Regions from separate parts of the Mus musculus genome. Here all the other regions are linked to region 1. The links are chromatin loops, found by intact Hi-C in ENCODE. Cell type or tissue: heart. All regions are shown on one strand.

Evidence for each region. Peaks named below come from ENCODE experiments on the same cell type or tissue, not always from the same donor. Only the 100,000 strongest peaks of a DNase experiment are listed, where the experiment ranks them.
Region 2: a loop joins it to region 1, with 2.2 times the contacts of the local background. A loop is called at or near these places in 7 of 42 quality-filtered maps.
Region 3: a loop joins it to region 1, with 2.4 times the contacts of the local background. A loop is called at or near these places in 12 of 42 quality-filtered maps.
Region 4: it touches region 1 in a loop (2.7-fold over the local background); 10 of 42 quality-filtered maps call a loop at or near these places.
Region 5: a loop joins it to region 1, with 3 times the contacts of the local background. A loop is called at or near these places in 3 of 42 quality-filtered maps.
Region 6: a loop joins it to region 1, with 4 times the contacts of the local background. A loop is called at or near these places in 7 of 42 quality-filtered maps.

What each region holds. Positions count from the first base shown.
Region 1 is chr8:11,004,337-11,009,336 of GRCm38, forward strand. It overlaps Irs2 (insulin receptor substrate 2), which reads right to left and starts at 4,593. Exons shown (of 2, transcript NM_001081212.2): 1 at 134-4,593. The coding sequence starts at 4,094. 9530052E02Rik (RIKEN cDNA 9530052E02 gene) reads left to right here and starts at 3,514. Exons shown (of 5, transcript NR_046017.1): 1 at 3,514-3,675. In heart, a CTCF peak has its summit at 2,854 (motif pointing left); DNase peaks (open chromatin) are centred at 1,735, 2,815, 3,765, 4,675 and 2 weaker places; H3K4me3 peaks cover 5,000 bases; H3K27ac peaks cover 5,000 bases.
Region 2 is chr8:10,943,323-10,948,322 of GRCm38, forward strand. No RefSeq gene overlaps it. Among named protein-coding and RNA genes, the nearest start is that of 3930402G23Rik, 17 kb to the left of the region's middle. In heart, no CTCF peak of the experiment used is centred here; DNase peaks (open chromatin) are centred at 163, 519 and 2,919; H3K4me3 peaks cover 889 bases; H3K27ac peaks cover 3,084 bases.
Region 3 is chr8:10,924,761-10,929,760 of GRCm38, forward strand. 3930402G23Rik (RIKEN cDNA 3930402G23 gene) reads right to left here and starts at 3,697. Exons shown (of 4, transcript NR_135302.1): 1 at 3,509-3,697; 2 at 3,260-3,348; 3 at 2,525-2,761; 4 at 1-2,235. In heart, a CTCF peak has its summit at 2,045; DNase peaks (open chromatin) are centred at 1,947 and 3,901; H3K4me3 peaks cover 1,548 bases; H3K27ac peaks cover 4,020 bases.
Region 4 is chr8:10,877,559-10,882,558 of GRCm38, forward strand. It overlaps B930025P03Rik (RIKEN cDNA B930025P03 gene), which reads right to left and starts at 4,896. Exons shown (of 6, transcript NR_040705.1): 1 at 4,854-4,896; 2 at 2,224-2,427; 3 at 1,445-1,529. In heart, a CTCF peak has its summit at 1,988 (motif pointing right); no DNase peak of the experiment used is centred here; H3K27me3 peaks cover 2,776 bases.
Region 5 is chr8:10,651,472-10,656,471 of GRCm38, forward strand. No RefSeq gene overlaps it. Among named protein-coding and RNA genes, the nearest start is that of Gm32330, 19 kb to the right of the region's middle. In heart, no CTCF peak of the experiment used is centred here; a DNase peak (open chromatin) is centred at 1,980; H3K27ac peaks cover 3,045 bases.
Region 6 is chr8:10,897,300-10,902,299 of GRCm38, forward strand. Gm2814 (predicted gene 2814) reads right to left here and starts at 3,252. Exons shown (of 2, transcript NR_166616.1): 1 at 3,044-3,252; 2 at 870-1,930. 4833411C07Rik (RIKEN cDNA 4833411C07 gene) reads left to right here and starts at 2,623. Exons shown (of 3, transcript NR_102285.1): 1 at 2,623-2,852; 2 at 2,966-3,207; 3 at 4,306-5,000. In heart, no CTCF peak of the experiment used is centred here; DNase peaks (open chromatin) are centred at 1,982, 2,612, 3,992 and 4,792; H3K4me3 peaks cover 914 bases; H3K27ac peaks cover 3,425 bases; H3K27me3 peaks cover 1,356 bases.

The sequences.
Region 1 (5,000 bases):
CATGGTAGCCAAGAGGGAGAAGGCCCAGGCAGCCGGTTGGCAATTAAGCCAAGGAAGCACTAGTAAGAGTGGCATCCAAAGCCACCCAATACTCCACTCTCCCTCCCCCATCCTCAAGGTCAAAGGGCCTCACCTTTCACGACTGTGGCTTCCTTCAAGTGATGGGACAGGAAGTCGATGCTTGCATAGGTGCTGGCAGAGGGCAAAGCTCCAGTGCCTGGACCCCCACACACTCCGCTGGCGCCAGAGCCTCCGACGGTGCCGAGGAGCCCCCCAAGGCTACGGGTCCGGCTCCAGGAGTTCTTGTCTCCTGGCTGCGGCTGAGACTGCGCCAAGGACCCCTGCTCGCCTCTCACATCGATGGCGATATAGTTGAGGCCGTTCTGGAAACCCACGGAGGTCTCTCTGCGCATGGGAGAACTGCTGCCTCCAGGACAGCCAATCAAAGCTCCGGGCTGACCGGGGTTCCACGGCCTAGCCTGTGGCACTGGGGGCACAGCCACCAAGGGCTGTGCCTGTCCTGGGGATGTGGGCGGCTCATCACCTCCTCCCAGGGTACTGCTGCCTTCACTGCTTTTCCTGAGTGAGACATTTTCCACAGAGGCCGAATTGTGGCGCTTGGAATTGTGGGCAAAGGATGGGGACACTGGGGTGACGGTGGTGGTAGAGGAAAAGGTCTCTGAACTGTGGCGACGACGTCCCCCCTGTGGGTCTGCACGGATGACCTTAGCACCCCGGTGGGGGTCAGGGGGCTGGCTGACTTGAAGGAAAGCCTCCACCCCAGATACCTGATCCATGAGACTTAGCCGCTTCAAGCCCGATGTGGGACTGGCCACTCGGGCACCTTCTGGCTTTGGAGGTGCCACGATAGGTTGTGGCGGGGTTGCAGCCACACCAAAGGCCATCTCGGTATAGTCACCATTATCCCCAGGCTCGGAGGACATTGAGGAGCCAGCAGTGGGACCCTGGGAAGTGGCAGCTGATGCTGGAGGCAGGCGGTATAGGTCTCCCGGGGCAGGTGGCAGAGGCTGCTGTAAGGAGGAAGGGGAAGTGGAAGGACGTGGGGGCAGTGGTGGGTATGGGGATGAAGCCTCTGGAGAGAGAAGGCCATCCATGGAGCCTACTGTGTCCCCACTGCGGGTGCTAGGCTTGGGGGACTTGGGAGAACTGAAGTCCAGGTTCATATAGTCAGAGAGTGGAGAGCGCTGCCGGCTGTCGCTGCTGGTGCCTGGGGTTCCTGAACCCAGGGATGAAGCAGGACTACTAGCTGAGAGCAGTGAAGAAGATGAGGCCGCGGATGCCAGTAGTGGGGGGGCAGGCGGAGACAGACGGGTACCTGCCTCACCAAAGTCAATGTTGATGTACTCGCCAGGGCTCTTGGGCTCTGTGGGTAGAGGGTACTCTTGCATGCTGGGAAGGGTCTGCAGTCCCTCTAGCGATAGGCGTGTAGGCCGCACTGCCCGACATCGCTGGCCCAGGAAGCCCTCAGGGCGGCCACCGATGGCACTCGGCCTCATGGAGGAAGGCACTGCTGAGTGATGAGGCTGGGTATGACTACCACCAGCTGCCCCAAAGGTGCCAGCCCCTGGGGTGGCCTGGGGCTCCAGTCTCTCCTCTTCCAAGATCCGGCCCACAGGGGAGCTCATGAGCACATACTGGTCATTGTCTCCGCTGCAGGAACAGGGAGCCTTATAAGAGCGGGGCAAAGAGCTGTAGCAGTGGCCCGGGATGCCTTTGAGGCCTTCACTGCCTCCACGCAAAGCTGCTGAGAAGTCAGGTGGGGTCCCTGCAGTGCCTGCCTCGCTGGGGGACATGTTGAGGTAGTCCCCGTTGGGGAGTAGCTTAGGGTCTGGGTTCTCCATAGACAGCTTGGAGCCACACCACATTCGCATGTACCCACTGTCTTCTGGGGAGCTCTCCGCTGGGGAGCTGGCTTTGTAGCCACCTCCGTTTACTGGGAAGGTCCTGCCCACCCCTGAAGGGGGTGCTGGCACGGCTGCTCCGGAAGGGGGCAAGGCCGCTGCCAAGCGTGGCTGCAGGATCTGCTTGGGAGCAGACACGCTTGTGGGGCTCATGGGCATGTAGTCATCGCTCTTGCAGCTATTGGGACCACCACTCCTAAGGGCTGCCCCAGGGGTCATGGGCATGTAGCCATCATCTGCCCCCAGGTTACTGCTGGAACTCTTGTGAGAACCAATCTCAATGTCTCCATAGTCCTCTGGGTAAGGGTTGTAGGCCACTTTGGGAGAGGACGCAGGGAAGGATGGGCAGAGGCGACCTGAACTACCAGAGAAGGTGGCCCTCATGAGAGTGTATTCATCTAGAGAGGCAGAGGAAGGCTGAGGTACCTGCCGCTGCCTGGCAGGCGTGGTTAGGGAATAAGTCCTCTTCCTCAGTCCTCTATCCAGGTCCTGGGCCCCATCCCCTGAGACCCTACGGTAAGGGCGGCCACAGTGGCTCAGGGGTCTATCCATGCTCATGTACCCATAGAGTTCGCCCCCACTGCCATCTCTGGCTGGCGGGGTCTCCGCTATTGACTCGGGTGTGTTGCTCCTGTGGCTACTGAAGGCTCTCAGGTCGCCAGGGCTGGAGCCATACTCGTCAAGGGACATGAAACCCGGGTCGCTGGGGGAGCCCGAGGCGGAGGCACTACCGCTGGACGGACGCTGGCCTTGGGGGTGATGCAGTGGATGAGGCAGGTGCGGGTGGGAGCCAGGTGGCAGCGGGTAGGAGCCCGAGCCGTGCCCACTGCTGGAGGACAGGCTGCCTGGGCTGGTGGCTGCAGGAGGTGAGTGCGCCACGGGCATGGACATGGAGCGGCTGTGTTGCAGGGCTCCCCCTGCCGGCGCCAGAGTCACTTTGCTCGGGCGGCCTCCGCAGCCGGCGCTCAGGGTGTGCGAGCGGCTAAGGGGCGCGCGCACCGGCCCGGGACTCAGGGGGCTCCCTGCCACCGACATCGGCCTGCCTCCTGCCGTCCCGGCCCCGCCTGCCGCGCCGCCGTCGCCCTCGCTGGCCGTACGAACCCGGCACGAAGTGCACTTGGCTGCTGGGGGGGTGGCCGCCAGGCTGTCAGTGCGCGAGCGGCGCACCAGGCCGGTCTGGCTAGGGGGTAGGTTGACTAGGTGGTGGTGGCGGCGCGCGCCCGGCACGCTGATGGGATGCGTGGCTGACGACCCGGACGACTGACTCTTGCTGCGAGGCCGGAACTCGAAGAGCTCTTTGAGTGCCTTCATAGCTTCTAGGATGGTCTCATGGATGTTCTGCGCCACCACCGAGTCGTCGGCTTGCATCCACAGCTCCCCGGGACCGGTGACGGCCGAACGGCCCACCTCGATGAAGAAGAAGCTGTCCGAGTGGCCGCAGCGGCGAATGTTCATAAGCTGCAGCGTCACCGACGGCTGTTCGCAATTGAGCTTCACGAAGCCGATGGTGCGCGCAGACAGGCATAGGCGGTATACACCAGTCAGGTTCTTGCTCTGGCCCAGTCCCTTAGGTTTCAGGTTCACCTGCCACACCTCGCGGTAGACGGCCGTGGCGGGTGTCACGAGCCCGTAGTTGTCATCGCAGCCAGCGGCGCCCGCTGAGCCGCCCAGGACGCCCGGGAGAGAGGCGCTGCAAGAGCCTCCGGTGGTGCCCGAGCCCCCCTCGCCAGAGCGGCCTTCGCTGACCAAGTCGGTGAGTGCGCGGTACCAGCCCTCCTGCTCCTGCTCGTTCTCCGCCGCTACAGCGAAGTACTCGTCCTTGGTGTAGAGGGCGATCAGGTACTTGTGCTTGGCGTCCGCGCGCTTGTTGATGTTCAGACAGCAGTCGAGCGCGATCACTCGCTTCGGCGCGCCCGCCTTGCTCCTCCACTTCTTCTCGCTCTCGTAGTACTCCAGCCGCGGAGGCTGCGGCGGCGACCCCCCAGCCGCGGATGCCTCGTCGCCGCCCGTGCCGGGGCCGCGCAACACGAAAAAGCGCTTGTGGCCGTGCTTCTGCTTGCGCAGGTAGCCGCACTTGCGCACGCTGTGGTTGTTGTTGTTGTTGTTGTTATTGAGGTTCGGGCCGTCCCCGCCCGCCGACGCGGGGGGCCCAGGCAGGGGCGCGCTAGCCATCGCCGCCGCTTCAGGTCTCTCTGCCCGGCTGGGCGAACAGGGGATGGCGAGGGCCGAGGGGCGCGGGCGGGGGCGGCTCCCCGCCACCCGTCGCCCGGCCGCCCGGCCACGCGCGCGCGTCCCCCGGGCCCAGGCGGTGGGCTAGGAGGCGCGCGCGGCTCGGTGGCGCAGGGCCCTCCGCCGCTCCGAAGGATGCTCGGTGCGGGCGATGGCCACCCCCCCGCTTCGACTGTCCGCTGCCGCTGCTTCCCGGGCTCTCGGGCGGCGCCCGGGGACTGGCTGGCTGGGTCGAGAGTCGGGGTCCCCGAGTCGCGGGGCCGAGCTTAGAACGCGCGCGGCCCGTCTGCTGCCACCGTTCTGCACTGCGCGACGACGGTCTGCGTCCGGACACTCGGGGCCCACACTGCCACTGGGGCCGCTGCTGCCGTTGCTGCCGCTGCTGCTGCTGCCACCAACGACGACCCGGGCTTGTCGCGGTCCCCGCCGCACAGTGAGTAACACATCGCGCACCGAGTGACTGAACTAAGAGCAAAACAACACGTGACTCTGCGTTACGCAGGCACACTCGCGCGGACGCCCCGCCCCGCAGCCCTGCATTGGCGCCGCGTTCCCCGACGGACAGCGAGACGGACCAATGAGCGTGAGGCACGGGGGGGGGGGGGAGGCGGACCGACACCGGGCTGCGTTTCCCGCCGTCCCCTCCCTCCCCCTCTCCGAGGCCGGGCCGGGGCTCGGCGGGGGCCGGGCCGGGCTCATTAATCAGGGGCTCGTTGTGGATGCGGGCGGGGGCGATGCCACCCAAGGCGGGAAGCCCGCCGTGGAGAAGGCGGGTGCGGGGTTTGTGCTCCCGCCTCGCGTCCCACTAACTGGCCCCAGGCTTCCGCCGCGGAGGGGGAACGGGGGCGG
Region 2 (5,000 bases), 61 kb before region 1:
CAGGAACGGAGGCAGCACAGGAAAGACGAAGCCTCAAAGAATCAGAGCCCATCCAGTGTTGGTAGAAGCGGGGATGCTTGTTTCTGGAGGAGAGAGCAGATAGGGTCCTAACAGTGTCATGGGAATGGACTCCAGACAGCCTGTGCATCTGCTAGCCACAGCCAGGGACCTCTCCAGCCTTCCTACCAGGGATTGGGAAGTTTCTCTGAACATACTGGGAACATCTGAGGCCACAGAAAAGACAGCTCCTTCCTCGGAGCTTCTCCGGTGGGGATTAGGCTGCTATCACTCTGGAAAGTCTCCATATATGAAACTTGCAGGAAAAGCCAGGCCTCAGGCAGGGTGGTACCAGTGAGGGGAATAGGGAAAGAAGGAAAATAAATGGTAGAGGTGAGTGTACAGGGTCAAGCATGGGAGATATGCAGAGGAGAGACAGGCACTGCAGAAGGGGACATCACCAAGAGCCGACACAGCTGCCCACCAAGGCCAGGCCTATGTGAGCTCAGGAGACATCTGGAAATTTAGACACAAACGCCCTGTTGGCCCTGAGCCATCTCCACACAGCTGAATCCTGGAGCTCTGAAGGAGGAAGGTTTGTAAACTTTAAGTCCCAAAGCATCACAGATGAGAAAGGAAGAATGTGGATTCTGTACTAGGGGGTCGGGGAGGGGGGAGCTACCATTCCATAGTAGATTCCATTTCTCAGAAAGGCACAAGTGAGAAGAGAAGGAAATTGATCCTCAGAGGCTGTTGCTGAGCCCTCTTTCTGCTTGAGACCTACAGTAATATTCTAAGAGGCTTCTCTTCCAGGTCCCTCACTTTTCCCAACAAGTTTTCCTCCTTCGAGGTTATCTGGCCCAGGCAGCCTTGACAAGGAATGCATGCCTATTGGCCCTAGTAAATGGATAATTCTGCGCTGTTCACCTCCGTTCTCCCTTAGGAATCACGGTCATCTTAGGGGAGCTGTACTCTGTGTGTTCTCTGTTCTCAGTCATCCATACCTGGGAGGACTCATTTTCCTCCCCATCTCACTGGGTCCTGAGCATAGCAAGCCTTTGGCCCATTTCAAGCTTCAAGTTCTTATACTAAGCATACAAAAAACCGTGGCAGTTTGACTCTTCGTGTGTGTGTGTGTGTGTGTGTGTGTGTGTGTGTGTGTGTGGTTTGGGATTCAAGTCGATCAAAACAGAAAACAAGAGAATAAAGTACAGAACTTAATCCACCTCTGTCCATCAAAAAAATGCTACGAATTAACTTGATTAACGCCCCCAACAATGAGAGTCCAGAAAGTAACAGGGATTCCGAGCAGACGATGCCATTTTACTTATTTTCCAGATTTGCTTTCTAAGAAAAATATATAAAAGAAAGTGGGAGGGGCTATGGAGTGGAAGCTCTGAGAAGCTCTTCCCAAGATGAAGTCCAGATTCTGTTTCTTGATTGAGATGAACTCCTCAGTGGGGTTGCAAGCTCACTGTAAAGAGAGTAGGCCTTCACTTCAGCTCAAGAAGAAGAACCAGACACAGAGATGGGTGTGCTTCATGCTGCATGCTTGGGGTAACTCCCACAAACAAACAAACAACCTCCCTGGGCGCTGCTGTGCACCCAGGGCAGCCATGTGTCTCCAGGGAAACACATTGTTCTTAGACAGCTCTACTCACTTGGAGTGATGCCCTGGGTCCACCAGTCACTGATACTGGGGTGTCCTGCATCCTGCCCATGAGGCTCTATCTTGGCAAAGCAAATTTTTAGCAGTTGCCATAATTAAATAGTGCAGATCATGAGGAAAACAGTGTGGATAGAAGACGCCGGCAAGGGGGTCCAATCCAATCCCCAGGGTGGTAATCACTTTTCTTTACTGTGACAAAATGCCTGATGCACAGAACGGAAGAAGGAGAAGTTTGGGGCTGCAGAGGGTGGCTTAGGGACTAAAGTATGTGTGCCACAGGAGTGGAATGCAATTCAGGTTCCCAGAGAATGACAGAGAGGTGTGGTGGCCTGCTGTAAGCCCAGCCTGGGGAGGCTGATGCACAGAATAGCCAGAGCAAGCTGGCTCCCAATGGCAGACATATGTGCAGGCTCTGGGTTTGATTGAGAGACTCTGCCTTCAATGAAAAAGATAACAAGATGATCAAGGATGAACTGCAGCATCAATCTCCAGCTTCTACGTGTGCACATGTAATGCAAGCACACACACACACACAAACACACACACACACACACACACATACACATACACACACACACGGGGTGGGGAATGACAAAGAAGGACTGAATTTACTTTCTTGTGGTTTCAGTCTATGGTCCCTAGGCTCTGTCACTCCTAGACTGAACATCATGACAGGAGTGTGGGGCAGGGTAGAGCTGCCCAGCCCATGGTGGCCAGCGAACAGGGAGAGAGGGCCAGAGACAAGAGAGAGACCCATTCCCTCCAAGAAGAACCCACCTCCTTTCCATGGCCTCTCAGCAATGCCACCAAGCTATGAGGCCACCAGTGAGGTCACAGCCCTGAAGATCCAGTCATCTCCCCCAAATCAGCTGGCAGCTGAGCCTGAGGGACATTTCAGTTCCAAACCATAAAGCTTAAGAAGCCAGCACACAAAACGCCCTCAGTAAGCAGGAGTTTCAGAGATTTAGAGATGAAAAAAAAAAAAAAACCTGTTCCCTTTCTGTTTTCATGAATGGGTTCTGCCGACAGCAGCTAAACCACCAATCACAAGGTGGCTGCGGGGAGTTGCTGCTAACTGCATCTGCACAGCACAGGGAGGAAGCTCTCTCTTGGCCTGGGTTCTTGTGAACCTTTACTGAGGCCACGAGGCCGCCCTGAACCAAGAAAGCCAGGAAGTCTCCGTAATGCACTTATCAGCTCCAGGGAAAACCCTCCCTGTCTTGGCAGCTGGCCCAGGCAGGCGTGGGGAGGTGGCCCAGGCCTTCCTGCTGCCTCGCCCACTGCGGAACAGCAGCAGTTGCCATTCAAGGAAGAGGCTGCACAGGAAACAGATGTGTACGCGCGGCAGAGAACCGGCACCAGCCCTGCGCAAAGCAGCCCGGCCCTCCATTCATAAAAACCGAAGCAAAGGCCATCCCAGACAGAGGAACTCGCCAAGCTGATAGTGACTGCGAGCAGCAAGTGAAAGGGCCGGCCCTGGAGGAAACAAATAAAAATCAAACACCCCATTTGAGCCAGAGAGATAGCTGAGGAAATTGCACCCATAAAGAAATTGCAGCTACAGGCAGGGAAGGGGGAGGAGAAGGAACGAGAAAGAAGAAGGGAAAACAGCAAAAGCCAAGGGGAGCGAGCAAAATAAAACTTCTCTGGCACCGGGCAGCCCAGAAGAGTGGCCTCCTCCTCTGTGGCCAACAATAGTAAAAAACCTACGTTTAAAAGCAAAACGAATCAGACAAAGGAATAGGGAAAAAAAAAGTCCTCTGACGCGTAGCAAGAGGGTCAGCAAAGGACAGATCAGATACCACGGTTGATGGGGATGGTTAGAGGATCAAACAGATGAGTAAAGGCAGGCAGGCTGAAGTTCAGCCAGGACTGGAAAGCCAAAAGGGTCGCACCTGTGTGGTCCCTGAGGGTCAGGGAGATTCGCAGAGCGCTCTCTCTCTCTCTCTCTCTCTCTCTCTCTCTCTCTCTCTCTCTCTCTCTCTCTCTCTCTCGATATTTTCAGGCAGGGGTTTCTCTGTGGAGCCCCTATGATATGTAGAACAAGTCTCAAACTCCTGCCTTGGGCCACTGCGCCACAAATAGCAGGGAGTTCGCGCACAGATTAACTCCTTGCCCTGGTTCCAGGCTTCATGAGCATGGGCTGACAAGGAGGGGCCACCCCCTAACACACACACACACACACACACACACACACACACACACACACACACACACACCGCCTTAAAACAATAGCAGCTAAACAACTAAGTAACCTCATTCAGCTGAAGCCAGCTGTGCAGTAGAAGGGGATCTGGAGGGGGAGGGGGTTTATTCTTAAGACATAAACTTAAGAATGTAAAACATCGAGCCTCAGTGCAAAGAGAGATGCTCCGCCCTCTCTTTTTTGTCTTTTGGTTGGTTGGTTGGTTGGTTTTTTTGGGGGGTTTGTTTGTTTGTTTGTTTTTCGAGACAGGGTTTCTCTGCATAGCCCTGGCTGTCCTGGAACTCACTTTGTGGACCAGGCTGGCCTCTAACTCAGAAATCCGACTGTCTCTGCCTCCCAACTCTTTTTGTTTTAAACAAGGATTATCAATTAAATTAATACCAGCACGCAGGAGGCAGGGGCAGGCAGATAAGTTTGAGGACAGCCTGGTCTTCAGCGTGAGTTCCATGACAGCCAAGGCTACATGGGAGAAACCAGGTCTAGAAAAACGAAAATAATAAAGTAAAATAAAATAAGTTACAAAGAAGAAGTTGGGGGATTACATTACCTCTGTGAGAAAGGCAGAAACATGAGGCTCCAAACAAGTCACCAGCCAGCCTGCTTGACTCAGTGGTCTGACTGTTAAGCAACTGTCTCCACCAGCAGCAAGCACTGGCTCCGTCTTAACTTTACTGTGATATCTTCCATGACCTTTGTACCTTCAGATTCTCTGCTGTTTTCTTTGTATTGGTTGGTTGGTTGTTTTTTTGGTTTTGCTTTGTTTTGTTTCTTTCTGTTTTGTTGCTTTCTCTCCAGGCAGGGCCTCTCTGTATATCCTGACTGTGCTGGAACACTCTATGTTGACTGAACTGGCCTTGAACTCAGACATCCACCTGCCCCTGCCCCTGCCCCCTTTTCCCCAGTGCTGGGATTAAAGGTATGTCCCACCAGGCAGGACCTCTCTCTCCTGTTTCTTATGTCTTCTTAGTAATTTCTTCCACAAGTGCATTCATCTCCACTGACACTAACCATACTAAACAGAGACCCGCCGTGCCATCTTCCCCTTTTAACCTCCGTACACAATCTTGTTTCACTTAACAAAGAATTCTTTTCAAAATCCCGTTCCACTTCCTTTATGTGTAGATGTTT
Region 3 (5,000 bases), 80 kb before region 1:
CCGGGAACCGCTGCGGAGCCCATCCGCCACCAAATCCATTTGGCTCTACTTAGGAACTAAGTACAGGAAGGTAGTTATTGTACAAGATTAGTTTCCTGTAGGCCATAAATTGGCAGTGGCAGAAAAATACAGGATGAACGTGTTACGCTGCAAGGTCAGCTCAGAGGAAAGCGAATGGCCTCGCTTCCTCTCACTGAACCCGACTCCCTCCCCAACCTCTGCTCGGGCTGAAAAAGACCCTTTAACTGCTTAATTACTTCTTAATAGTTTTAAGCAAATTCAAAAGGCGTCGTGTTGCTAAGTGCCTGGAGGTATGGGCGGCCTGCACTATTTCAGGAATGCCCCTCCGAAGCCTGGCTGAAACCTGACCAGAGGGCCTGACAAACCCCGGCTTTGTGAGGGTTCTTGCCTTATTTGGCACTGACTGGAGCAGGATTTGCTTTGAAGCTTGGATTTTACATTTGGGGATAAAGGAGCAGCTTCTAAAGGGTGGGGGGGGGGGCGAAATTCAGCCAGTCAAAATAAAATTGTTTCCCACCCAGAGGCAGGGGAAGGGGGACGCCTTGCACAGTCACTTTCTTCACCGAGAACGGGGTTTAAAAACAAAAGCAAAGGCTCCTTTGATAACTGGCCTTCAAGGAAAGGGAGCCCCTAGGTGGGCTGCACAGGAGGCTTGTTTGACACTGGAGGAGGTCACCTGAGCCTCTTTGCCTGGTTGAAAACTTAACCTTTCTTCTTCTATTCTTTTGAATTTTTTTTTCTTTTTCAAACCGGCTTCAAGTTGCCAGGGAAAACTAACTCCCCACTGGAAACGGATGGGGTGTTTAGATCCGGTTCTCTGGCCCTCTGGCCTGAAAGGCTCTGATTTAAAGTCTAACGATGTAGAAGACTGTGGTGAGTCACTCCCCCAGGACCCGCTACCCCATCTGGTCCCTGCTGGCAAGCTCCTGTGATTGCTCCCGGCACAGGTGGGACAGAGAAAGTGGGGGTTGAATTGTTGCTTCTCAGGAGGGGACCAGTCCCACTTCCTGTCTGCTCTCTGCAGACTAATCCTCTCGGGCATGTGAGCAAGCAAGCAAGCAAGCTCACACTCCTGCGACCCCAAGAGCCCTTACAGCTGTATCCTTTCCGTCACAGCCATCTGTACCCCGCACTGCCCCAAAATCAACCTTTCCTGCCTTGAGCTAACTCTGGCCCGGTATTTGATCACCACAGAAAGGTAACTGGTAGGGCTTTTGGCGGGAGGCGGGGGAGCTCTCCTGATATCCTAGTAGACTGCAGCTACAGCTACAATGAAACAAATAGCTTGCTGTCAATCAAGCATGAGTTCCACAATATCCTGTGCAGAAAGGACAAGGAGCTATTAACTACTGACTCTGCCATGGCCCCTCCAGCTTAGCTGCCTGGGAGCCTGGAAGGCTCCTCTGCTACAGAGAAAGCAGACTGAGGGAGGGGGAGCCCTTTGAAGTGACGCACTGCTCCCAGACTCTGCTTCTGGGAGCCTGGGGGATGCTAGTGCTTCCTCCGCAGGACCTCTTGTGCTAACTGAGCAGCCCTGAGAACACAGCCCCAGGTCGACTCCGACGACTCCGACTCCTCGATAGTCTGCAACTTGTTCCAAAGCACCCACTACAGAGGAGAGAGAGAGAGAGAGAGGGTGCCCCCCTAAACAGGTACTCCTGCCACAGGGATGAAGTGGGAGCAAGGAGGACATCATATCCCCCACCACTTTGACAGTGGCCACTGCATGGATCCTCAAATAGCATTGTTCTTCAGAGGAGGCAGACTCTAAGTCAGCCTCAGCCCCATGTTCCTCTGGCCATGGCTGGAGCTTCATTTTCAGGCCAGACTCAGCCTTCTGTAACCTTTCCACAGCCCATTATCCCAAAATAAATCCAGGAATTGAGGGGGAAGTTCACATCCCACATGGTGCCAGGAGGAGCCTCTGCCAACTATCAGAGGCTAGGCAGCACTTGGCAGCTGGAGTTTTTACTCAAAGGAGACAGCACAACCACAAGCATCTACCACTCCCACCACCAGGAGACTGACTTCCCATCCCAGGCTGCTCTGTGTTGTCTTCTCCACCCCAGCACACCTGACCCCCTCACACAGATCTGGGGGTGATGTGCTTAGCAAGTGGTAACTGACAATGAAGAGATAGTTCAATCCATGTCCAGGTTCCTGGATGTCTTGGTTCAGATTTCCCAGAGGCAAGCTCGGTGATTGTTCCTGGTTCTGTAGCAAGAAAGGCAACAACGGGTCTGAGAGCAGGGAACACAACACTAGGGAGTCTGCAAATTTCCTGCAAGCTTCATGGGGAAATGTAAGGCTACTGCAGCAAGGATCCTGTGCACCCTGCTCTCCTGACCCCGTGAGACATAAAGGCTGGGTATCCTGTGCTGAGGGCTCCACCCTCCCCTCCTGTATTCTATGCAGGCTCCTGAAGCCCTACATCTGGGGGAAAGTGAGGTCGTGTTAGTTCCTCTGAGACTCCCAAGGGTCTAACTGCAACGTGTGGTAGTACCTTTGCCACCCAGGGAATCCACTGGGACTCACAGGACAGGCTGACTCTGCCTGTCCTCCACTTGGCTCCATGATACTGTGCTTTGACTGAGCCCATGGGAGGCCTCACTGGGAGGTGGCACTGGCTTAGTATTGCTCCTGCTATGTCCAAGTAGAATCCTTGCCTCCGCCATAAATTGTCAGTGGCATGGAGCCATTGGCTACTCAGTTCAGTTCCTTGGGTGACAGGACTGCAGCTCTATAGAGGGAGAACATAGATGTGTTCTCTCAACAAATAGTTGAAGCTAAAGATGGAGTCTTCTCACACTGAGTCCAAGAACTCACAGCCACACGCATAATCAGCCTCTCACTGGAACTGCCCAAGACCCAGATGCTCCCAAACCCTCAACAGTGAGCTCAGAAACTCATGAGCCAAAGACATAACCTGACAAAGCAGACCTGTGGCAGACACACAGTCCAGAGTGCTAGCCAAGCACACTCAAGCAGCAGGAGAGTGAACTCCAGGTGCAGCATAAACGAATAAGGGGTACTCAACAAAGCCACAAAAGGGATTGTGATCTATAGTTAGGCATTGTTACGTCAGGGCTGGCATGATCAAGGCCACCATCTTCCGTTTGATCGTTTGTTGTTTGTACTTCTGATTTTAAAAATGAAGGTACAAAAATATTACGCAGTCACAAACACACTGGCACAGGAGGCAAGCATGAATCACCCATAAGGGATCGAATCCACGTACCTTCACGTCCATGGGTGTGAAGCATCCTGGTGTTGGCTGGAGTAGATGGAACTGTGGGTGACTTCATGAATGCAGGGTTTCCTCCTGGCCTGATAAAAGGAAAACGTTCTGAAACTGAATTGCGGTGTCAACTACACAGCTCTGTGAACAGTCTGAAAACAGTCATGCCGGGTCCCACCACATCGAATGATTTACGTCTTAACAAAGGTAACAAAACCTATAGAGGGGCATCGAAGCAAGGACTCCCACCTGGCTTCTTCGTCACACTGTGCTCATGACCTCTATTCAGCGTCACCAGTAAGCCATGATCTCTTCTGGGGCAAAGGCCCCTGGGATTTGGATGGATGCCCAGGACTACAATCAAATGTTCTGGGGGGACCTGGTTCGACTCATTTCCTGGCTCACTCACACATTCCCCTTTGAGGTCTTATCCCAATGAAACAGCTCGTTCCGGTGGAGCCAGAGACTTCCAGAAGGCAGGGCCAACTTGGTCAACATCTCGGCAGCTTGAATCCCGTTGGCCTGGAAACGGTGCAAGTTTATCTATTTTGTAACCAAGCCCCGGCTCAATGAAATGTACTTTCCGCTGAGCTCCTCTCAGGGGCTTTGCCTTTCTCTGTCTATAGGGGAGGGATCGTTGCCAGGGGGATCTGGCTCTGTGGACAAGCTGATTTCCCAACCTGGGTAAGCTGGCTTTGCGTCCCAGGGTGTGCACGTCGGTCCGAGCCCTGATGACGGCAGAGCCCTCGGCTCTCGTCCCAGATGTCCACCTCCGTAAACAGTGCGGAAAAGCCCAAGCATCTCCTTGTTGCTTGGAAACCTAGGACAGACCTAGGGGGAGACAGTTTGATGGCCTAGTGAGTACCACCCTGAGTCTGTGATGAAAGCCTAAAGGAAAGGGGGGTGCCAGTAGACAATGGAGCCTCAGCTCTCCCCAAGCTCAGGCAGTCCCCTGGGCTGTTCTCAAGGCATCCAAGCTGCCCTGACAAGAAGGAGACAAAGCACTTCCCAGGACAGTGGGAACCCTGCCAGAAACTTCCAGCTCCCCGACATTCCCAGCCTTGCCTCTTGGGTCCTTTAAGACCTGTGAACTCACTCTGAAAGACAACTTTGGATCCCCTGGAACTGGGCTTACAAGGAGCAGTGAACCACCTGATGTGGGTTCTGGGAACTGAACCCCGATCATCTGTAAGAATAGCATCGTGTGCTTAACCTTCTAGCCACTGAGACTTCTCTCTAGACCCATCTCGGTCACTACTTTTAAAATGAAACCATTTTAGAAGTGTAAGACATATTACACTTTCCAGGAGTGAAGGATTGGGAGGGGGGTGTGTGTGATAGGGCTTGGTGTTGTCAGAACACCGGATAAGTGAACCCACACAGGAAAGAGAACCAAATACGAGGTACAGGTACCCACAGTGTGGCCCCTTTGCACAACCTGTGTACTATCTGTGTGCCATGGCTTTCCAAACCCTCCCCCTTGGGAGAAACTTGGCACAGGGTCGATTCGTGTTGTTCCTACAACTGCATATGAATCCAGGTATGCAATGGCCTTACATGTTTTAACTCTATTTGTTTTGTAAACAAACATGTTATGCTTTATAACTGCAGTGCTGTGCTGGTGAACAGTACACTACGTTACGAATTTGGTGTCTTAAGGCATCAATTAGTCACAATCAAGACACTGAGTAAAGTTAGAAGGATCCATCAAAGAGATTGACCAAAGTCAAGAGCCAAACAC
Region 4 (5,000 bases), 130 kb before region 1:
CAGAACCAAGGCTGCAATGAGGTCATGGAAACACCTCAGAGACATTATGGTTTTGAATTAACTCTTGGCCATTGCATATTTAGAAATCTTTTACTGTTCCCAATTTTTTTCATGGCCCCCCAGATGCTCCTACATGACCCAGTACAAGATTGTGACCCCAGTTTTATAAAACTAGGTTAACTGGTCCTCCATTCTATCTGTACTAAGCTGTCTAACCTCTGAAACTTATTTGTATGTCCAAAACTACAAAGTCCAAGATATAGCAGACTTCAAGATCCTGGTCTTTACTGGCTTGTGCCCAGGACTGTGGAGTCAGGCAAAGCCTCGGAAGCAGGTCTATGGAGATAATTATGGCTGCAAGATGATAGACAGCATCTGTAAGCACCAAAACAGAAGAGGGGTCTACAGACATGAAAACTCTAGGTCAACCGGTCTCAAGCAATGAGTGGAGGTCAGCTTCTGAGACTGAGTGAGACTCGTCACAAACTCAGGCTCGCAGCTTGTCTACATAGCAAGGCAGGTGGCAAGTGGCCATTCTAAAGGACCGAAGACAGGTCACCCTTGAGCTTAGGATAGTGCTACCTGTAAAGTTCAAGGACAGGGGCCCAGCCACTGAATATGGATGCTCCTTAGATGCCCACGCTCCCAGCAAGCACAAGCAAGACAATGCCTAATTCAGTTCTCTCGTATCAAACATAAGCACCTTCTATTCGGGGAGTGTAATAGTTCACCTCTTTGTGCTTTTGGAATTGAAAACAGCTCCCAAACACACGATACCAGAGGGCAGCCCAATTTCTCCAAGAGCAAGAAGACTTTGAAGTAACCCCAGAGAATGTGTACATGTTAAAGACATTTTATTTGGGCCTCAATTATCGACTACATAATGTGAGACCCTTAAACAGAAGTATGCACGCAAGCCTGGCTAGCAGTTGGTAGAAATGTGTTGATCTCAGAAGAGCTTACTTGCCCTGGCAACTGTGGTTTGTGAGTCACCAAACCCACTGTCCAAGGTACCTATAAAGAATGTAACTACTGTGCACAGGAGCATGGGCTGTTAACTGCGAGCCAGCCAGAGGCAGTAGAACTTGGCTTGCAGAGGACGGATGGAATGAGTGCTCACATCTTGGATAGAAGCAGTGAAGAGGCCTGGAGAGAAAGGTGAACCTGCAGAGGAGAATGTTCTCATGGCTGCCTTACCCCCCCCCCCCAACACACACAGCTGGGTGAGCCTCCTGCAGCCGGTTTTGAAATGCTCCCCCAGATCCGTCACAAGGCAGAGGTGTCTTGCCCCTGTTGCCACTGTCCTGAAGTTTGAGAAAACATGTCACTGGACGATCTGCAGGCTGAGTCATACACTCAGTGTAAACATAAGATGGATCCTAGTGACCATTCCATCTTCCCCACTGGTGACATGGTAGGAAAGCCCTGCAGATGAGGTACACACCTGCACCAGGGTCGTAAGCTGTGTTCTGACACTCTGGCATCTGCCTCCACTTGATACATACTTCCTTGAAATGATTTCCAGTTTTCTTCTAAAAGGAAAACAACACATTTTTTTTTAAAGTATTTATTTTAAAGTACCCCAGTAGTGCCCTGCTGAAGATCTGTCTTTTCCCTTTCATCCTTGGCCAAAGCCCTGATGTTGTGAGACAATGCTTGCCACCCCCAGGTACAGCTGACGTCAGAGCCAATCAATAGTCTTTCGATGTGATGATTTTGAAAGACATACAAATGTACTAGCTTTGCCAAGCAAGTCAATGTCTACAATTTTGAAGGCAGCTTGTGTCTACTACGATGGATAAGAAAAAAACGGAGAAATCTCTGAAACAGCAAACTGACCCAGTCATTCACCTGCAGACTTCATTTTAAGGTCATTTTTCCATTCTCATAGCGAGAGACCTGAGCGTAAAAGCTCGTGACACCATCAGAGCAGGTGATATACAATATATCCCACAGCCCAGCAGCTCCTTGTTCCCCAGAAGATGGCTCCATCTCCACAGGGCCACTGCTCTGATGCATGTAGACAGGTGACCTGGAATACCCAGTTTCACAACCCTTCACTTGTTAGCTGGCCGGTTTGTGGTAAACAGGGGCAAGTCTGACTTGTTTTCCAGAATCTGTTGCCCTTTGTACACAGATAGGAGCACACAGTTTACATGGAGTCCGAAGTCCAGGCAGGAAAGCACACACAGCTAGGAATGCTCAAACTCACAGTTTGCCTACCTGGTTCAGATATTCCCATTGCAGATACGGGAAGGCTTGGCAGGACCAGGTGGGCATGGGGACCAACAGAACACAATGATTGTCGGGAGTTCTGCTAAAACCTGACATTCCTGCCTGCCATCCTCAGGCTGTGCCTTTTCATTCTGGTGCGGTCTGAAGTTCTTCACACTTTCCCATTCATTAGCTGGCTATGTGCTCGGTGACCTTTGTATAAATGAGATAAATGAAATCATGTCACTTTAGAAGAAGTGATTTAAAGGGGCTCAAACAGCCTCATGTACGGCTAGAGTTACAAAACCACTTGGAAAATTTCCTATTCTGTTGTTGAATGGCAACCACAGCCAGGGGAGGGCAAAAGCGGTTCTGACAGTGTTGTGACCAACTTGCTCAAGCATTTCTGCCGCCAAGGAACACCAGCTGTAAAGAGTGCTCTACCCTACTCAGAGAGGAACAAGGTCTATCCTCCTCAGAAAACTGAAGCCAGGAGACAGTCAAGCGCATCCTAGATCCAGCCCTTTTGGCATGGAGCAGCCTCAGAAATGCATAAAAACAATGTGGAAAGTGAGAGGTCTCTGCAGAGATCTCTGTCTCTAGGGATAGAGAGCCACCCTCTCTCTCCTTCAGCCATGCGTGCACTGAATGGCTTTCCAGCAACGCTCTGCCTGAAACTTCAGCCTCTGAACTGAACCCTGAAAACCTCACTTACTAATGTGTGTCTTTCCACGCTGTGTTCTCAACTGTGCTGGTCTCACAAAAGAAAAGCAGCCTCCCAGAACAAAATGGTGCCCAGAGGTCCCAGGACTCAGACAGCACCGACGTGTGTGCGTTCTGCTGACCTTCAGTATTCAGGACCGGAAGTATTCTAGCTGCCCAGTCCCCGCTTCTCTCCTGTCACACTTGCCCTCAGCACAGCTGCCCAGCCCACAGCTTGTAAGTTACCTTGCTTAGGTGTTCTCCCAAGTTCTGCAAAACGAAAACAGCATTAAAAAAATCACGTGTGTGTGTGTGTGTGTGGGGGGGGGGGATAAGTCAGAGATGCGATGGCCCTGACAGAGGTTAATGTTTCGTGTTGGCAGACAGTACCCAAATTACAGCTTCAAGGAACCAAAAGTTTGGGAGGCCCCAAAGGAAGGGAGAGATGAAGTTGGCTCTTCCATATCCAATCTCCACATGAAAAGAATCTGAGGTGATTAAAACAAAACCGATGGCAGCTTCAGAGCACTTCAAGCCACGCCTCCGGATATCTCCATCTGGGAGCTAGGGGAGCATCTTCCTACCTGGTGATGTCATGGTCAGTGAGCTGGAGGACAACAGTTATCTGTGCGCATCCCGAGTCTCCGGGAAGCAATAGACGAAGGAGAGATGGTAGCTAGGATGTGTCTGCTGGCTGATTGAAACATCAGTGGAGTCTTGGAGGAGGACAACCCCTCCCCGAGACAATATGGTTGCTCATTTGATGGAAATAGAAGGTGACATGTGAAATGGACATTCTAGCACATTTGATATAGTGCTACGTTAAATTCCGCCGGTAAAATCTATGCCTCCCTTCGGGTTACCCTGAGAACGGTGAGCTGAGAAGAGACGCATGTAAAAGTTCTAGCTAGGTTGGCTGTACAGAAAGCTCTTGAGTGCCTGTCCCTGCTCTCAGTATTGGGGTCACAGGCACACACAGACATGCCTGTCTCTGTCTCCCAATACTGGAGTTCAGTAAACACAGCCATGCCTGTCCCTACCTCCCAGTATTGGGGTTCAGGCACATGCAGCCACACCCATCCCTGCCTGCCAGTATTGGGGTTCAGGTGCATACAGCCACACCCATCCCTGCCTCCCAGTATTGAGGTTCAGGCACACACAGCCACACCTGTTCCTGACTTTCAGTATTGAGGTTCAGGCACATACAGCCATGCCCATCCCTGCCTCCCAGTTTTGGAGTTCAGGCACACACAGCCATACACAGCTTTTAAATGGGTGCTAAGGTTTTTGAGCCCAGACCCTCATCTTGCAGCGCACAATGCCCTTTCCTACAAAGCATCTTCCAAGCCCTAAACAAGGGGCTTACAAATGTCCTCCCAACAGAGAAATGACAAATTCACAGTAATAAACAAGCTAATATACCTGACATAATCATTCTGCAACACATCGTATTATACCCCACAGATGTGCACAATTATGATCAGTTAATTAAAAACACAACAAAATGAAGGAGAAAAGGAAGAAGAAAAATAAACAACCCTGACTATACTAAAGTCCAATACAAGAGCTACTCACACCCTGAGTAGAAACAAGGTATTACAGCAGAGAACAGAAGTGAGCATGCTAGCTGCTGCAGAGCCTGCCCCTCATTTCCACCCCTCATACCCACCTCTCATCCCCACCTCTCATACCCACCCCTCATACCCACCCCTCATACCCACCCCTCATGCATGCATACAGTCGGCATAGGAGTGAACACTACAGGTAGTTAGGTGTGAGCCATGGTAGGTGGACGAGTAAGCGCTGTCCAGGCTGGACCCTGGCTCACTGCTTCTTGCAGTTGGCTCTATATCCTCTGCCTCAGTCATGCTCAGCTCCCCACCCCCACTACAGACACCTCCAGCCACACATTACCCACTTGATTCGTGTCTCCTCACCTTCTCGACCATCCTTATCTGTTCTAGAATGGCGTGTGTGTGTGTGTGTGTGGCCACTGAGAGTACATAACAGATTGCTGTTAACTAAATGGGAGGCATGCAAAAACCGGATGTCTAGAGGTCCGGTCTTGTTTTCCCTGAGGACTA
Region 5 (5,000 bases), 350 kb before region 1:
GTTTAACAGGTGCCCTCGGAATACGCTTCTTCTAAAATATGTACTTTGTGAAACATTTTAAAGTCATGGGACCTTTTTAGAAACATGAATGGTGTCATGTGCCACCTCCCTCCCTCCTCAGTGTCCCCACCGGTCTCTGACTTCACTGCTCTTCTAGTCACAAATCCAGGTCTTCCCAAGCTTAACATTCCCCGAGCGAGCGTGTCTTCACAGGGTACAGTGGAGCACGGCTGGATAGTTTTACACATATGAGGTAATGCCCACAGGCCTGTAAGGCAGTAACATATCCCCCTCCCCCCTCAGGGTTCCGGCTTCAAAGCTCAAAGTCCAGCAGACGGTTTTTCTGTAGAGATCAAGCTCCTTTTCTACAGCTGTCTAAGCAGTTGCCAAATTTAGCCTGACGCTCTTGTCTCTGGGATTTAGTCAAGGTAAGGTTGGGAGTTTCACAGATCAATACTGCTAAGCGCTCATTAGCAGGGAACTCTCAAACACACCGTATAAATCTGAATGGCTGACTTGAGGGAACTAAGTGGTTTCTCGAAAGTTCCTTGAGTTAATCCGGGCATTATTTTTCAAGTAAAACTCCAACTTGTAATAGTTCACAAGGTCCTGAGCTCAGCAGGATCTATCAAGCACAGGGCACACACCTCCTTTAACAGCAGAGAGGCACAAGCTGGCAAAGTGGACCAACTGTGTTAGGAAGGCTTTAGAGACACCCAAATGGGAATGCCTTGTCCCTTTTCTTCCATGTCTGTATCATACCAAAGACACAAGTGGAACCCTAATGGAAAGAATCACAAGCTCAAGGGGGACCAAGAGAAGGAGCCCTGTCAGAACCAAGGCAGCTGCTGGTTTTTCACAGGCCTGTTCTCTTCATCTTGAGTCTACTGAAGAACATTTTTAAGAGTCGTTTTCTACGACATGGAACATTTTCACAACAGTCCAGTTTCATCCACTCTGGGACTTATCTTCAACCTCATTGCTTCAAGAAGGCAAGAAATACACAGAACTCGGTTTGCAAAGGGAAACCCTTCCAGGCACTTTCTATGGAGGGATGTGTGGAGGCATACATGTAAGATCAAGCAAGAGCGACCATTGTAGCAGCCTCAAGAGCTCTCAGCCCCATTTCCCTTCTAGTTATAGATATATATTTACATACAAAATTACAAAAATGTAAACTCTCTTTTGCCTGTGTTAAAAACAAACACTGTTCACAAAGAGCGGTGTGGTTTTTTGTTTTTTAGTTTTTGTTTGTTTGTTTGTGTGATTTTACATTTCAGATGCGAATGCGTGAGATTTGAATGAGATGCTTTAGTCAGTGAAAGCTCCGGTGTCTCTTTGTTCCTGAGTTGAATTACTGACAGGCCACTATGAATGCTGGAGAGAATAAAACGTGTTTGCATCAAAACTACAGTTTTCTAAATTTCTTTAAAATAACATTTGGCCTCTGTATTTTTAACTTAGGAATTAAAGCATAAATGTTCCGATGAAACAGAGCCCATAAGACTGAAGTTTCCGTGAAGTTTTGTGTTTGTTAATTTGTAGATTTGCATGTGCTTCATCTGCTGTTGATTGTGTGTCTGGGATTTGGGACAAGGTGACGCTTGTTTCCTGGGGGCCATGGACCAGATAGGTGGTGATCCATACTTGGATGTGCTAAGACAAACAGAAAAGTCAGAGTCATTTCCACCTATTTGGTTCTTCGGGTCAGACACCAAAACAAAATCTATGGGATTACATCAGGGAGCATATTCAAGGTTTTTGGATTAAGGGAGAAAATGCATGTGGCATTGCTCACTATGGGGCTGGGTCACGAGCTATATAAGGAAAGCCGTCATCACCATTGGCAAATACAAGTTATGTAAGGCCTGGGATCCCTGTAAATAGAATATCAACACAATAGAAGTGCCAGCAGCCCAAGGCCTTGTATGGGGTTAGCCTGGCCTGGCCTGCCTGTTTCCACACAGGAAGGAATCCCGGTCTATCATGAAACTAAACATCCAGGCTCGCACATAACCCCTCAGTAGGACATGTGAGCACAAATGGTTGAAATTACTCAGAGGAGAAAGTCAAAGCAGGTTGTGTAATCGGACTCTGTGGAATGTGCGAGGCGTGCAGCACCTGACCGGGCTTGCGTAGGTCCATTTAAAGTCATCCTTCACAGAAACCCTGCTTGCATCACTTCCCCTAAAGGAGAGGATTGTCTCTCTAAGTTTAATGGCCACTTTCTCAGCAGCAAGATCCTGACTGTGGACTGTGGGACCATTCACAAATCCTAAGAGTCAGAAAGTAGCCAGAGTCAGAAATCCTAAATTTACATGTCAAGCTACTTCCTAGACAGATGACCCTGAACAAGTACCTTTACACATATAAACAGCCACTTTCTTTACAAAACACAAGAGTCATCGTAGTCATGTAGGGAGTGATGTGTCCAGCCGTGTTTGGAAATGCTGAGTGCACACGGACATGATAATTACAGTAGCTACTAAAACATGTTGACTTTCATAGAATCAGAGTGTCTGGAAATAGAGTTAAAGACACAGAGTCCATGCCACAAGCCAGAAAGCCAGAAGGAAAGGTGAGCCTCAGAATCTGTGCCACTTTTCTGAATACCCGAGGCGAACTTCTAGTGAACAGAGATGAAGTCAGCTTGTGGTTGTGTAGGGGAGAGACAAAATGCATGTGTGCTGCGGCCACCTCCTCACTACTGTGCTATCCCATGCCAGAAGGTAGAAGAGATGGTTACAAATGCTGGAAAAACAAATCCAGGGAGACCACCCCTGTCACTGAAGCAATTCAAGGTTATTGTTGCCACTTAACATCAACAAAGGCTGTAATGGCATGTCCAAAGGACATTCCAGTCTCTAAACTCCAAAAGGCAAGCCACATATCCAGAAATGAGATTAATCTGGACCATAGGCAGACTTCTAGTAGTTAGATAAAAGCCAGTATTTCTCAGGGACTTGTGAAGCTAATTTCCACCTACCAAAAGTATACATAGATAGATAGATGATAGATAGATAGATAGACCTACCAAAAGTATACATACACAGATGGGTGGATGGATGGATGATAGATAGATAGATATATAGATAGATAGATAGATAGACAGACAGATAGATAGATAGATAGATAGATCTACCAAAAGTATACATACACAGATGAATGGATGGATGATTGATAGATAGATAGATAGATAGATAGATAGATAGATAGATAGATAGATAGATAGACAGACAGATAGACCTACCAAAAGTATACATACACAGATGGATGGATGATGGATGGATGGATGGATGATAGATAGATAGATAGATAGATAGATAGATTAGACAGACAGACAGACAGACAGACACAATAGTTGTTCAGTTGTTCAGTCTACCAGGCTGGATGTCTCAGCTGGTCTTCAGTATACTCTAGAATCCCGAAGAAGTGGGTTTTAATGCCAGTTAAAGAATGTACATGCCAGAAAGAGCAGAAGTCCCTTCAGCAAAAGGAACATGCCTGTGGCATCTGCATTGCAAAGTCTACGCTAGCATCCTACTCCTTCTTACCTCTTCTCTAGCCTAAACACCATCCAGCTCCTGGCCGTTCCCTCCTCTCAGCTCTTCCCCCTCCTCATAACCCTTGCCACTCTCTATGCTCTCTCTGTCCCCTATCTCCTGCCGTTCTCCGCTCTCACAGATAGCGCTGGCCATGTCAAGTCTGCTGACCACTGACTGTGTTTAGTCTGCTTCTTGCTGTCTCTGTTCTGGGCTCTTCAGATGCTTGTGGTTTTTCTCTCCCACACATTCACAATAAAACCTTCCCATACCACAGAGTGTCATGCCAGCAGCTTATGCCGTTTCTACCAAGTGAACTGCTCCAGAGCACGGCCTTGTTGTCATAGATAACTGGCCTCATCTGCCACGTGACTAGCTGCACAAACAAAGATTATAATTGACATGAGTGTTTCTGTCATATTTTGTTAAGAATGTGTTTGTACAGATGTTTATATTTTCTTTCTTTGATTTATCGTGTTATATAACTGTTGAGTAGCTATCACATTTAACTTTTGAGATACCTAAAGAATGTTCCTGAAGGGACATTGTCACATAGTCCAACATTTATAACACATTTGTATGAGGGATAGTCACATCGTGTCATTATGACATGATTATCTTTTCATTTGGAAATTAAGCATGACACAAAGATGTGATTGTGTGTCGAGCTGACAGGGGGTGAATTTGTGATGGCTACTCTTGGTTGTCTATATCTGGAATTAACTAAAAGTGCAAGTGTTTAGCTACATCTATGACAGAGTTTTTTCTTAATTAAATCTTTCCAAGTGGGAAGACCCACTTTTTATCTAGACTTTTTGAGATGGGAAGATGTAAGTTTAATCAGGGACATACTTTCTGGTATAGAAAGGAAAGGTATATAAATGCAGAAAAGGAGCTTTCAAATTTTGACATTTTGCTCTCTCCCCATACATATATTATACTATATACATAAAATTATTATAGAATGTGTATATATATATATATATATATATATATATATATGTAAGTTCACTCTCTCTAGAGATCCTGACTAACACAGGAAGAATACTTAGATGTCATCTGACATGATTGTTGTTTTTCTGTACAAAGCCCACTCTGTAACAACTTTGGCTCTTGTGGAGTTCATCCTCCTCGACTCTGGAATATGACTCTCCTGAAAAGCAGCTTGCGCTTTGGTTGGCTCTGAGGAATGGTGAACAGGAAGGAACACTTCCCGCTAAGATATATTGAGATGAGACACCGATTGGATGGCAGCCATCTTTACTGGAACGGACACCTCCCCTTCCTGGCCAGATAGACCCCCCCCACGAAGACCTGCAGACATCTAAACAGCACTCCTGAGGAAACGCAAACCCAGCTGCATCTCACAGCAGCGCTCACTCTTTCCTGAAGATGCTGTTTGTGATTTAACTATGCTTCCTCTTCAGAGCTGTGGTCTTGGCAGGAGACACTTGAGGA
Region 6 (5,000 bases), 110 kb before region 1:
TGCTCCATGGAAGCCAAGCTGGGTGGGTCTGATCCTACTCTGTGTGCACAACAGGCATTGCTGGAGTGGGTCTCCTTCAGAAAAGTAAAGGAAAAACAAGCCATCTGAAGGCCTTCAGCATTCTCTCCTTCCCCTTTGGATAAAAAGAATAATGTCCCTTAGCATTTCAAAACAAACATCTTAGACAGAAGTCTTTACATTGTAGGGCTCCAATCTTTTTACTCCACAAACTCCATATTTTAGAAAACCTCTCAAGCCTGCAACATACATTTTACCTTGTCTATGACTTTTCCCAGCTCATCCCAACCCTGGCCAGCATTAGAATCAGTCCGTGCCTCTTCCCCATGAGGGCTTCCTGGATCAAGCACTGCCCACTGCGTCTCCCTCATCTGAATTCCCACAGCAGCCTTCCCTGAATAATTCATCTCCTAGTTAATCATGCGTGCCTTGCATTGCAATAATTGCCTGTTTCAAGTCTGTCTTTAACTTCTCCTGTGATTATGGCCACACTGTCCATGAGAGCCGCGCAGACCAGACTTTGCATAGCTCTCTATCTCCTACAACTCTTAAGGATAAGTGGATTACATCTCCAGAAATAGCTCGCTGTGGCTCTGACAGTGGTCTACTGTCCTTTCTAAGGCCCATGTGAGCGTGACACACTGTCAGAGCCACCATGTCTCACAGTAGTTATCCCATGAAGAACATTTGCCCTCATGACTGTTGTGCCTGAGGATGCTGCCTGATGAGCAGTAAGCGGGGGCGGGGGCAGGGGGGACAGACTTCTTGGCCAAAGTTAAAATGTGTACAGACAAGTAAGAAGGCAATATATGTGGGGGAAATATACCAAATGATTCTTTTCCATTGTTTTTCCTTTTAGTCTGTATTTAAAGGGTTTTTATAAAGAATAAATACTGTCATTTATTTAGCATGCATTTAAATCACTAAATTGATGTGTGTATGTGTGTATGTGTGCACTTGCATGTGTATGTGCATGTGTGTGTGTGTGTACTCATGTGTGTGTGTGCATGTGTGTGAGTGTATGAACATGTGTATGCACATGCGTGTGTGTATGCATGCACATGTATGTGCATGTGTGTGAGCATGTGAGTGCACATGCATGTGTGTTTGCATGCACACATGTGTGTGCATGTGTGTGGGTGTGTGAGCATGTGTGTGCACGTGTATGTGTGTGTGCATGTGGAGGGGTGGGGTTTGTATTTTTTTCTTACATAATTTTAGGAGCCTTGAACAATTAATTGGTCCACTCCAGGTAGTGAGAACACACAACAGCTTGTCACCAATTCTTCCTTCCTTTCTTTAAGCTATGAAGGCTGAGGTGAAAGGGTACCTCGTAGACGGGGCCAATGGCAGAAGGCAGACTAGGGTTTCATTGCTTTCCTCCTCGCCCCACACTGAGACAGAGCAGCTTTTGCTCACCTCTGCCCCCAAACTCCCAGGAGAGTTATAAGTCCTGGGTAATGTGGCTGTCCAAGTATGAGAGATGTCAGTCATACAGCTCCAGAAAAGGGATCATGAGGTGGCCTAGATCTCCTGTGTGGCCTATCACCTTGTCTTAAATCTCTCTCTTGTTTTGTTTTGTTTTGTTTTGTTTTGTTTTGTTTTCGAGACAGGGTTTCTCGGTGTAGCCACCACCACGGCTTAAATCTCTTACTGAGCCGAAGAAGTGTGTGTTCCTCCGAGTGGTGCAGAGTCAACTGTTTCTTCTGCCTGATGTATTCTCAGGACGGGGACTTGTGGGCTTCAAGGAAACCCATCCAAGCAGGGTGCTGTGGACCACAGCAGGAGGTCAGACAGGCTAAGCTGCCTGTGCCCCCTCCCCCAAGAGGCTGTGGGTTCCAAAGTCTGGGTTCCCAGAGGCGTGATGACAAAAGGCAGCTGTGGTCCTTTGGGTTTCTGAAAGTGTTCCTTCCTGGTAGAGAAAAACAAGGACATATTGACAGACTAGTTCTTTTCATAGCCTGATAGCAGTCTGTGCTGTTCAGACGCAAAGGAAACACAGGGTACCAGCTCACTGTGCTTCGCATTAGCGTTCCCAGGACTCCGGCTCCTGGGGGAGAGAGTGCTCAGATGGGCCAAGGCTGGGGGTGGGGACCAAAGACACTGCTTCCCTTCATTTATTGTTTAACACCGTCAACCACCCACGTGTTTTGTTTGGTTTGTTTTGATTCTCTCCTATTGTTGACCTGGACTTCCTTTCCCCATGATGTCTTTCATGTCCCCCGCCACGTGTGTGTGTCCTCCGTGCCCCCACCCCCACCCCCGAGTGTAAGCTCCTAGGTTTGTAATCTTGGAAGCATCATTTATTTTTCCAGACACTTTGGGAGGAGGAAGGCTAGGTGGGGTCAGGAGCTTGTTTACTGTATGACCTCCCCTCCCCTCCCCTTGCTCGCCTGTCCTCCCTCAGCTCAACCCTGGCTGGTTTGTTTTCAGTGGGATTTTCACTCGCTAGCTGCAAGGTCAGCGCAATGAATCTGGATTGCGCAATAGGTCCCCACAAACACCGAAAAAGCAACGGTCTGACATGTTTGTTTGTTTGGTCCGGCCGTGATTATGTAACTGCCTCTGTTTTCTCTGTGCACTGGTGTCCCTATCCAAGTCTCCAGAAATAGGACAGCAGCCATTCCAGGTAGCAGGGGAATGGCCCTTCCTCACTTTCTGACGATTTTTTTTTACGCTCTTCTGTCTTTGGGGAAAGCGGCAGGCTAAGGAAAACCGGGAAGCCACGCAGACCTCTGCCTGTGACACAGCACGTGGGCTGGCCTCTGGCAACTGACAGAGGGAACATTGCTGCTGATGCGAAGAAAAGTCATCAGAGATTCTAAAAAATAACGGTAAATATAGTGAGTCTTGTTTGGTTTTAATTATAGCTGATTGGTGGTCTGTTTCTAGAAAAAAATAAATCAGTCTGTTAGCTATTACTAACTTTCCTTATTCACTCCCACAGACTATGGCGGATAAGCAAGGAGGGACAGGAGGTGACCAAGGCCACAGTGGGGAGAGACCTAGCAGAGAGAGCACCCACCTCAATCAGGCCACAGCCGGGACGGAGGTTCTGAGCCACGTCTCCTGAGTTCATTTACTCGGTGGAAGTCAATCTTAATTGTCAATTCGATGAGATTTTTAATCGCCATGGAAACAGACCTCTGAGCATGTCACGGAGACAGTTTCTATATCAGGTTAATCGAGGTGAGAAGATCCATGCTCAGTATGGGTATCAGACGAGAAAGAAAGAAAGAAAGAAAGAAAGAGAGAGAGAGAGAGAGAGGAGGGAGGGAGGGAGGGAGGGAGGGAGGGAGGGAGGGAGGGAGGGAGGGGAGGGGAGGGGAGGGGAGGGGAGGGGAGGGGAGGGGAGGGGAGGGGAGGGGAGGGGAGGGGAGGGGGGGAGGGGAGGGGAGGAGGGGAGGGGAGGGGAGAGGAGAGGAGAGGAGAGGAGAGGAGGAAGAAAGGAAGGAAGGAAGGAAGGAAGGAAGGAAGGAAGGAAGAAAGAGAGAGAGAGAGAGAAAGAGAGAGAGAGAGAAAGAAAGAGAGAGAGAAAGAAAGAAAGAGAGAAAGAAGGAAGACTTCCCTGGTTTCTTACTGTGCATGCAGCTTATAGCTGCCTCACCTCACCGGGCCCAGGAGCTATTCACCAGCGTGGACTGACTCTGAAACTGTCAACCACAGCAAATCTTTGCTTCCTAAAGTTGCTTCGCCAGGCAGTTTGTCCAAGTATCAAGGCAAGAACCTTATAAACCCTACCAGAAAGATTCTCCTGTGAGGTCTGGAAAGTACCATGGTCAGCTGGTGGAACTTCTCAAATAACCAGAAACCCAACTCAAAGAGAACTTCCTTGAGACATGAAACTGGAAGAAATTTGCAGACAAATGAACCATGTGCTGTGATAAAGGGTTAGGTGCACACAAATGTGCTTCCAAGTTCCTTGTGGGAAGTCGAGAGCTTTGAGCGGTCCGAAGACTGCCCACAAAACAGTCTCACTGCACTGGGTGGTGCAGGGGTGGAGGGGGTGGGGCCACAGCTACTCTGGCAGAGATAGAGGAAGCTGCATCTCAAATTCTGGAGGGCTCAAGGCAGCTTGGGCCTGACCCAAGGTAGGTCCTCTAAATTAAATGCCTACTTCCTATGAGGGAAACTGTGGGCTCATGAGATGCCCAATCACAGTTGAGACTATTGAGTGTCTGCCTCTGTGGTGAGAGAGAAAGAAAGATGGCCTCAGCCCGGTAAGCTGTGTGTGGTCTCCACTGTGTATCCAGCTTCACACTCATCCCCTGCCTCTATTCTCAACAGGTACATCTGAGGTACAACAGTCTACCTCATAGTGGCCTCTGACAGTCCAAAGCACGAGCGGTCATTGCCAGGGCAGCTCCATTGTCTGCCAGAGCCCTCTCTGCTCTGCTTATAGCTGTCTCATGCCAGCCGAGTCGCTTCAGCATGCAGGTGCCTGCCTCTGCTCACCCCCTGTCAGTTCCCAGGTATGGCATGAAGGGTAATGCCCCGGTGTCTCTAATGACAGTCATCACCTACCTCACAGTTCTAGGAGCCTCGTGTCTGAGTCTGAGGTATAAGCAAGATCCTACACTTCCACGGCCCTAGGAGAGGATCCTTCATGCCTCTCCCAGCTACTGGTGAAGGTCACAGTTTGATCATCTGACTTAAGGACCCAGTGCCCTGCCATCTACCCGTTTCTTCACATGTAGGCAGCTATGCCCAAACAGTCTCCTTATGTAAGTGCTACTCACTCCCCCAACCTACATGCTGCCACCTGACCACTCTGGCAGAGTCACTCTTCACAATGAGACCACATGCCATAAAGAGTCCCTTGAATAGGCTACGCAAGCCCACACTGCCACCCAACCTCAGATCCCATGTTGACCCGTCACTCACATCCCTTCACTGGGCATGTGCGGTTCAACTGGCCAGCTGCAGCCTCAGGGTCCCAGGTCTTCACCCTTCCCACATCCTATTCACCTTGGAAGTTCCTG